Regions from separate parts of the Homo sapiens genome. Here all the other regions are linked to region 1. A link is a contact called in ENCODE Hi-C or POLR2A ChIA-PET data. All regions are on one chromosome and are shown on one strand. The core of a region is the stretch at or near the end of the contact, and the rest is flanking DNA. Distances in the headings are between cores, read along the strand shown. Region 1 has its middle 47 kb from the start of GRID1. Region 2 overlaps TSPAN14 (tetraspanin 14). Region 3 holds the start of ANXA11 (annexin A11).

Region 1 (2,823 bases), core at 170-2,669:
TACAAAAAATTAGCCGGGCGTGGTGGCGGGCACCTGTAGTCCCAGCTACTCTGGAGGCTGAGGCAGGAGAATGGCGTGAACCCGGGAGGTGGAGCTTGCAGTGAGCCGAGATTGTGCCACTGCACTCCAGCCTGGGCAACAGAGCGAGACTCCAACTTGAAAAAAAAAAAATGGAGTTAAGGCCGGGCGCGGTGGCTCATGACTGTAATCCTAGCACTTTGGGAGGCCAAGGCAGGTGGATCACAAGATCAGGAGTTCGAGAGCAGCCTGACCAACATGGTGAAACCCCGTCTCTACTAAAAATACAAAAATTAGCCAGCTGTGGTGGCGGGCGCCTGTAATCCCAGCTACTCAGGTGGCTGAGGCAGGAGAATTGCTTGAAGAGAGGCAGAGGTTGCAGTAAGCTGAGATCACACCAATGCACTCCAGCCTGGGCAACAGAGCGAGACTCCGACTCAAAAATAAAATAAAATAAAATAAAAATAATGATAATAATAAAATAAAAATATGGAGTTAAATCAACTGGCAGAAAAAAAGCAGGTGCCAGGGCTGGAAGTGGGTGCTTCCCAGGAACAGAGCTCAATGGGGAACTGCAGAGCTAGGGGACCATTATTTTTAATTGTAAGCATTTTCACTGTAAAACGTTTGATTTTTAAAGATAAGCACACTTATTACTTCGATAGAGATAAAACTCAAGCCATAAAAGGAAAGTGAGGGGCCAGGCACAGTGGCTTGTGTCTAAAATCCCAGAGGCTAGGGTGGCTGAGGCAGGAGGAGCACTTGAGGCTAAGAGTTTGAGACAAACCTGGGTAGGATAGCAAGACCCTGTCTCTTCAAAAAATAATTTAAAAAAGATTTAATCAGGCATGGTGGCATGATCCTGTAGTCCCAACTTCTTTGGAGGCTGAGGAAGGAGGACTGCTCGAGCCCAGGAGGTTGAGGTTGCAGTGAGCCATGACTGTGCCACTGCACTCCAGCCTGGGTGACAGAACGAGACCCCAGCTCCTTTTTTTTTTTTTTTTGAGACGGGGTCTCGCTGCGATGCCCAGGCTGGAGTGCAATGGCGCCATCTTGGCTCACTGCAACCTCCGCCTCCTGGGATCAAGCGATTCTCCTGCCTCAGCCTCCCGAGTAGCTGGGATTACAGGCACACGTCACCATGCCCGGCTAATTTTTGTATTTTTAGTAGAAACAGGGTTTCACCATGTTGGCCAGGCTGGGCTCAAACTCCTGACCTTGGGTGATCCGCCCACCTCGGCCTCCCAAAATGCTGGGATTACAGGTGTGAGCCACTGCACCCGGCGGAGACCCCAACTCTTAAAAAAAAAAAAGAAAAAAATAAAGTGAGTGGCAGCTGGGACTGGCTTTGGGGTGGAAACCACATCCTGAGTTGAACCTTTAGACCATGGAGAAGTTTCTGAGGCACTTAAGCACGAATTTTTGCATGATTGGTCATGTGATGCATCACATAATTTTTGGTAACTAAACTGAAATAATAAAAAGTAAATTTGCAGGGTTTCAGTACTATAGTTGTCAGTACTGTACTTACATAGCACCCCATGGAAAATAAAACAAGACAAACCAAATATTACATAAGCACATATTGCTACTCTAACTTCTTCTGTTTTATGTTACTGTCATCCAAGGAGAAAATTTAAGCATAGCTTTCATAAAAATAGCTCGCCTGCACTGAACATGCGCTGTATATATGCCAGAGTCTGCAGAAACCACATCCTGCATTTAACCTTTGGATCACTGAACAGTTTCTGAAATGGTAAGCATGAATTACTGCACAATCCACCATGTCCAGACAGAAATAGTTAAAGTGGACTAATATTAAATATAGCATTTATTTTTAGGGTTGTAAGAGTGACGCAGAGAACCCATACACAAGAGAAACTAAAATGGAGTAAAGCAAACCATCTTACTTCAGCACCTGTTACTGTTCCAACGACTGCCTGATCACACCTCTCCAGCCCCGGATGATGTTCTGAGGAATGTTTTTAATTTTAATTGTGAACATTTACTGAGCACTTAGAATGTGCCTGGCAGTCTTCAATTATTTATTTATTTATTTAGAGACGGAGTCTGGCTTTGTCGCCCAGGCTGGAGTGCAGTGGTGTGATCTTGGTTCACTGCAGCCTCTGCTTCCCGGGTTCAAGCAATTCTCATGTTTCAGCCTCTTGAGTAGAGTAGCTGGGATTACAGGTGCCCACAACTATGCCTGGCTAATTTTTGTATTTCTAGTAGAGACGGGGTTTCTCCATGTTGGTCAGGCTGGTCTCGAACTCCAGACCTCAAGTGATCTGCCTGCCTCTGCCTCCCAAAGTGCTGGGATTACAGTTTGTGAGCCACCGTGCCTGGACTGTCTTCAATTTTTAGATACTTACAGAAGAGTTTATGTTTCAATTTTGGGTTTCCAGGTCTATGCATCAAGAGTTCATAATGTGTGAACAGACAAACTCTTACCTAATTTTCAAGGCAGTGTGAAGTTTGTAAAGAAACAACAGGTTTACTCTGGACACTGCCTGGAAGTGTATGAATTGTTTATAGCGGAGCATGTAGGTGTCTCATACACAGCAAATTAACATGATGGCATTTTAATCAAATCTTCTTCTATCTGGTCAAATGATGAGTACGGTGATATAATGTACTAAGGGTGAGCCACAGGTGTATACAGCTTGGCATGGGGAAAAAAAAGAACAACCAACCTCTTTACAAGGAACAGTGCCAGGTGCAGACAGCCCACAAAGGCCTGATTTCCTTTTTTTTTTTTTTTTAAGACAGAGTCTTGCTCTGTCACCCAGGCTGGGGTGCAGTGGT
Region 2 (3,076 bases), core at 460-2,959, 5.9 Mb after region 1:
GGGCCTAGACATTCCTACCATCTGAGAAGGGGGTCTCTAGAGCCCACTAGGTGCTGAGGAACATTCACAGGCCAAAGGAACAGGCAGGCCCAGGGAGAGAAGCCTAGGAGGGGGCAGGCGAATATGAAAGGGAATGGGCCCCAGTAGGAGAGAGAATCACTAAGGCAGGCCAGGGCAGGCTGCTCAGCTGCCCACAGCAATCTCACCCTCTGAGGATGGAAGGAGGGGCTCGGCTCTCTCTGACTCACCCCTTAGAGCCAGAACTGTCCATGCACATCCCTGACCCATTCCCTCATTAACCCAAACGCCAAATCCAGGGGCCACCAGAAACACTGCAAAATCAGACACCGTGGCATGTGAACCTGTGGTTTCCAACAAAAAAGAAAAAAAAAAACTTTAATTTAAAAAAAAAAAAAAAACCCATCATGGTGGCAGCAACCGCTCACTGGAGTGAAGAAGTTTGACTCTTTACTGTGGGAAGTCACTACACAGCTGCACAACGTCAGGGGGGCTGGATCCCCTCCTTTATCACAGGGTGACAAACACTGCCCTGGCACAGTGTGGGGAAGGTGGGCCCCCAGCTTCCAAGGCCATCAAGCCCCTGACCGCCAGCCCTGGATGGCCTCCACATGCAGGTGCAGGAGAGGCTGGGCCCCAGCTCTGAGCTCCACCAGGCTCTCCAAAGGGTCTGAGGGTCTCAGTGCCTGGCATCCTGTAAAAACCCTGATCTTAGTGACTGAAACACTGTGAATTTCCACCACCAAAAACTCACAACCCAAAACCTGCCAAGTTTCAGGACACCGAGGGGCCTCCTCATTAACCTGGTGAGAGGAGGCCTCTGTCTACCTCAGTGCTGTCATCAGGAAAGCAGCAGAGTGGGTGGATTTGAGTCAGGGGAGTCCTCAGTGGGAGAAGCACTGGGCCTGGAATGGAGGTCACCTAGTCCAGTGACTTCCAAGCTTACTATTTTTATTATTTTTTAAGCTACAGGAGGCTTTGTTCAAAGAAACTCTGACCCAGAAACCCAACATGGAAGCAGGCAGAGCAGGACACTTTTATCTTCAGGTGGCTGGGGGAAAGGAAGGCTTCACAAGGTGCACACTAAAAACCATGGGCCTACTGTGACTGACGCCATGCTCCACAGGACAGCAGAACGGCTCAGGAGCTGCCTCCAGAATCATATGGCAACTAGTTCAACAGAACTGTGATAGACTTGGAAATGCATGTTTTGAAGAGCTGTCATTCACAGCAGCTTGAAAAAGCCCCCACTGGCCAAATCTGGAACAATCTGAGCGGCAAAATAAACAATAATAACAACGGATTTTAACTCATTGAATAAAATAAGAATTCATGAGCCCATTCTAATACACACACAGAGATAAATAAACAGGAAAGAAGGAAAAGTTATGTGTAGCACAATGATACATAGCTACAGCAGTTCTGTATAGTTAAATGATAAATGTAGAAGGAATTATGGAATTAAATCATCGCATTCAACACCCATGACAGAAACAACCGACTGTGCCAAGAATCTGCAATGGGTCCTAAAACCAGTCATGAGTTTGATGTGAAATAGCATACTGTATTTGCATAATCTCAAAGTATCTCCCCACAGGACACTTACAAAGAACAAAATAGTAACTTAGAGGGGAGAAACCCAGCAGACATCACCATAAGCAAGCGATCATTGTCAATATCACCGGTAATGACTCAGACCCACATCATGTGCCTCCCAAGGGGATGCACCTAGAACTCACCATTTCCGCAGTATTCCTTACAAAACTGCAAAACTTGCAGCTAACCATGAGGAAACAACAAACAAACTTAAATTAAGGGAGATACTACAAAATAACTGGCTTCAAGTAACTGAAACATAGAGTTTGTGGTCCTTCTTGGAGGAACAAAAAAAAAGCAAACAAAACATTCAGGCCTTGGGCCCCATTGGAGATTTTCACTTTTACGTTTTTGAGACAGGGCCTCACTCTGTGACCCAGGCTGGAGTGCAGTGGCACCGTCACAGCTCACTGCAGCCTTGACCTCCTGGGCTCAAGTGATCCTCCTACCTCAGTGCACACCTGCAGTCCCAGCTACATAGGGAGATGGGGTCTCCCTATGTTGCCCAGGCTGGTCTCAAACTCCTGCTTAAGCCATCCTACTGCCTCGGGCTCCCAAAGTGCTAGGATCACAGGCATGAGCCACCACGCCCAGCACCCATGAGAGATTTTCAGAATGATTCATCAGGCAGCTCATTCAACTGCACCAGCAGCCTCAGGGCAACACCTGCCCACCTAGGTGAGGCAGGGCCTGGTCACCCACACCTGCCACTCACCCCACACCTGCTACCCACCCCACCCCCACTTCTCAAATGGCTAGGCAAAAGGAGGCCTGGCACCTTGACTTCCAAGTTGATGTCCCAACCTACTTCCCTCTGCCATTGAAGGTGAAGCTGCCCACTCAAGGGAGGATGCTAGGCCAAAGCAGGCATAGTGCACGTGTCCTATACCCATACCCTGATCATCATGACAGGCCTGTTTCTGAAAATCTAAGTCTACATGAAATGTCTATACACAGAATCCTTTTATATGCCCCTGGTAAGAGCACATCAGAGCCTCTTCCTCAGCTAGTTGCAAACAAACGTGGAGAGTCTGGGCCCAGTCTACACTAGTATTCCCAATGTGAACAAGAACCCAGGGAGTCCAAGGTGCTGTGCCTCCAGACCTCAGGAGGACTGGGCTGGGCCCTGTGGCCTCCCTAGATCAGCAAGGTTGAAGCAAACCACCCAGCAATCCATCAGTGCACAGGCTCGCCTGCCAAGCCCATGGGGTGAAAAGACTTTTGCTGTGGGAGACAAACACCTAAAGACTTGTTTCTACATGTTCAGGGCACTGCTGCATGTAAGACACCGAGAATGAGGCCGTGGAGACAAACACCAACTCAGAGTGGGACCTGTGCCTGACTCAGGGAACTCAGAACATGACTCCCTTCACTAAGTGCAGTCAAGTAGGTGCTGGAGGGCAGAGAGAAGGAGGTGGTGGTGGTGGCAAGCTGGTCAGGAAATGCTCCCTAAAGCAGCTAG
Region 3 (2,910 bases), core at 70-2,569, 6.2 Mb after region 1:
AAAAAAAAAAAAAAAAGGAAAATCGAACCAGCAGCTTGTTTGTAACAGCCAAACATAGGCAACAACCTAAATGTCCTTCAGTAAGGAGCTAGGTAATGAAGAATGGTGAAGCGCACGATGGCGCGCAGTGTGCAGTGGATGGGAAGAACCAGGTCTGTTCAGGAGCACTTGTATGGAAAGACCCTCCAAGATATAGTGAGTAAAAAAACATGTTGCAGAAAAGTACTGCAATATCGTTTTGTAAACAATACGTTTATGTAAACACACACACACAGTGTTAAAGAGAGATATTTGGAAGGACACACCTAAGAGTGGGCTGGGGGAGTGGAGGGAAGAGTGAATCTCAATTTTTACTCATTTTTTGAATTTTTTATTTTTAGTTTTTTAGAGACTGGGTCTCACTATGTTGCCCAGGCTAGTCTGGAAGCCCTGTCTTCAAGCCATCCTCCTGTCTTGGCCTTCCAAAGTGCTGAGATTACAGGCGTCAGCCACCACTCATTAAAAAAAAAAATTGTATACCTACCATATATGCATATATTACCTGGGTGACCTTTTAAAAATATGCTTTATTTTTAGAACATCTTTAGATTTACAGAAAAAGTGTGAATACAGGGAATTCTCATAAACCCGGGCTTTTCCTATTATTAACATCTTAAGTCATTTTTATATCTCCGTGGGTTCCTCTTGGCTGTGACAGTGTCCTAGACTTTCCTTGTTTTTGATGACCTTGCTAGTTTTCAGGAGTACTGGTCATGTATATGGCAAGGGCCTCAATTGATTTGTGATGTTTTCCTCATGATTACAGTGGGGTTAGGTGTTCTTGGGAGGAAGACCACAAGCGGTGCATGCAATCAGTATGATTTACCCCTGTCGAGGTCACCTTGACGGCTGGGTGGTTTGTCAGGTTTCTCCACGATAGTCACTGACCGCTCCCTTCCTCACATACTGTGCGTGACCTTCCCCCCTCCACCACCACCGAGTGTTGCTATAAAGGAAATGCGTTTGACCTTTTCAGTGTAAAAAGTTTTCTCGACCTTAAAGAGAGTCACTAACCGACGCACACGGGGCTGGAGAGGACTTAGGAAATGCCCACCCCTGCAGGAGGGCGAATGCGGCTCTGCGCGGCACTGGGCGCCGCAGGGGTTAGGGGCGGCAGAGGGACCTCCGGAGCCCGAGACTTCCTGGAGCAGCTCCGCAGCCGGAAGGCTGCTGCTCCTCGCGGGCCCGCCGTGCCCAGTCCTCATCTTGGGGGCGGGGCCGCGCTCAGGCCCCGCCCCTCCCTTGCACTGCCTCTGGCACCTGGGGCAGCCGCGCCCGCGGAGTTTTCCGCCCGGCGCTGACGGCTGCTGCGCCCGCGGCTCCCCAGTGCCCCGAGTGCCCCGCGGGCCCCGCGAGCGGGAGTGGGACCCAGCCCCTAGGCAGAACCCAGGCGCCGCGCCCGGGACGCCCGCGGAGAGAGCCACTCCCGCCCACGTCCCATTTCGCCCCTCGCGTCCGGAGTCCCCGTGGCCAGGTGAGTGAGGGTCCCGAGCCGGCTGGGGGCCTGGGACCAGGCGGCGGCAGTGCACCGCGGCGCCGCGGGTGAGGCCCGGGGCTGCCTGGCGCCCAGCCCAGCGCGGCCCTGCGGCTTCCTGGTTGCACTACAGGCGTGGGGGTGGGGGGCAGGGGAGGGCGTCGGCGGGTCGCGGGCGGGCCGTGTCGGCCTGGCAGCCCCCTAGATCAGCCTCGGCGTCTGGGGCTGCTCCCTCATGTGTGGTCGGGGTGCACTCGCCGTCCCCCCGGGCTCAGGGGTCGGGGTCTCAGTCTGGGCCTGGGTAGGGCCAGGGGCCGTGACCCTGGGCGCAGGAGGCAACGGGTGGCGGGAGGGGTGCCGGAGGCCCGGCCCCGCAGCCCTGCGGAGCCCTCCAGGGTGCGCGCGCCCTTCTAGGCGAGGCTTGGGGAGATTAAGCAGAGAAGGCTATCTTCAGGAACTTTCCTCCGAAACTGGGAGCACGCACATTCCTGGGAGCTGCTACCATTGCAGTTTATTTGTAAGGAACTCTCCCCAGTGTTTGAGGGAATGCGGGAGCCATCCCAGGTGCTGTGCGTGCCTTCGCCCCTTCCCCAACCTTGATCCCCAGTTTCAGGAAGGGATTCCTGGACTTGTATCTCCCATGGGTGCAGGCCAGGCCCTTAAGACTTAGGTAAAATGGTCTGTTGGTTTAAAGGAGACACGCGAAGTTTGTTACCTAGAGACTTTGGAGGGGAAAAGTTAAGCCAGCCAGTGCTAGCCCAAGCTGGAAACAGTCAGCCCGGGGCATTTCTGTCTCTGCCCTCCAATCCTTGACCTCTCTGTAGAGATTCGGCGTTTGTGGTAGCTCTCCCCTCTGTTCTCTGCGCTGGGCATGGAGTGGAGCTGTGAGGCCGAGCCCCTGCCCTGCCCTGCCCTGCCCTGCCCACGCAACAGGGACTAGGTTTGCAGGGCAGGGCCTGGTATGCTCACCCTTCACTGGCTCTCATTGCTTTCCTCATTCCTTTTATGCGGCAGTCAATTGTTGGGGATTCCAGGGGATTAACAGGGCCCCTTTCCTCAAGGCATTCTTTGTGCTGCAAGGTGTTCCCTGATAAGAGAGGCCAGGTGAGGTGCCAGGGCAGTTTGTTGCCCTGGCATTGGGTGCCCACTACTTCAGGCTCCTGCATACCTTGCTATCTTTTCTTTGACTATTGTCTGTGCTTTGGTTTTTCATCTGTAAAATGGGGGTAATAGTAATCCCTGCCTCACAGGCTTGTGAGATTCAGTGCATTCATTTATTTAATAACAATACAGAGCTCAGGTACGGACCAGTCAGAACAGGTGGTGACTGCTGCACCACACTTGTGTATCCCAGATGGGTGTCACCCACATTAGCCATAAAGTGTGTGAGGCAGGCC

The links. A loop is a pair of places that touch in the nucleus more often than their neighbours do. ChIA-PET counts read pairs that join two places held with the same protein, here RNA polymerase II (POLR2A). Pooled maps may share reads with other maps.
Region 2: a map of OCI-LY7 shows a loop between it and region 1 (10-fold over the local background). The contact joins two enhancer-like sites. A Hi-C loop is called at or near these places in 1 of 168 maps with a recorded cell type or tissue (OCI-LY7) and 2 of 50 pooled maps. POLR2A ChIA-PET finds 5 or more read pairs at or near these places in 2 of 52 experiments (B cell and OCI-LY7).
Region 3: a pooled map shows a loop between it and region 1 (5-fold over the local background). The contact joins the promoter of ANXA11 here to the enhancer-like site in region 1. A Hi-C loop is called at or near these places in 1 of 37 single-sample maps with no recorded cell type and 3 of 50 pooled maps. POLR2A ChIA-PET finds 5 or more read pairs at or near these places in 1 of 52 experiments (BJ).

What each region holds. Positions count from the first base shown.
Region 1 is chr10:86,412,212-86,415,034 of GRCh38, reverse strand. No RefSeq gene overlaps it. Among named protein-coding and RNA genes, the nearest start is that of GRID1, 47 kb to the right of the region's middle. RefSeq lists enhancers at 910-959, 1,960-2,309. Within about 2 kb of position 1,419, at least 5 of the 41 ENCODE cell types and tissues checked have a DNase peak (open chromatin) inside an H3K27ac peak, as active enhancers do; they include B cell and OCI-LY7, where a contact is called at or near this core.
Region 2 is chr10:80,471,029-80,474,104 of GRCh38, reverse strand. All of the region lies in intron 1 of TSPAN14 (tetraspanin 14), which reads right to left. Among named protein-coding and RNA genes, the nearest start is that of TSPAN14, 18 kb to the right of the region's middle. RefSeq lists enhancers at 931-980, 1,613-1,842, 2,543-2,612, 2,623-2,862. Within about 2 kb of position 1,709, at least 15 of the 41 ENCODE cell types and tissues checked have a DNase peak (open chromatin) inside an H3K27ac peak, as active enhancers do; they include B cell and OCI-LY7, where a contact is called at or near this core.
Region 3 is chr10:80,203,946-80,206,855 of GRCh38, reverse strand. It overlaps ANXA11 (annexin A11), which reads left to right and starts at 1,319. Exons shown (of 16, transcript NM_145868.2): 1 at 1,319-1,513. RefSeq lists an enhancer at 1-321 and a silencer at 1,096-1,975.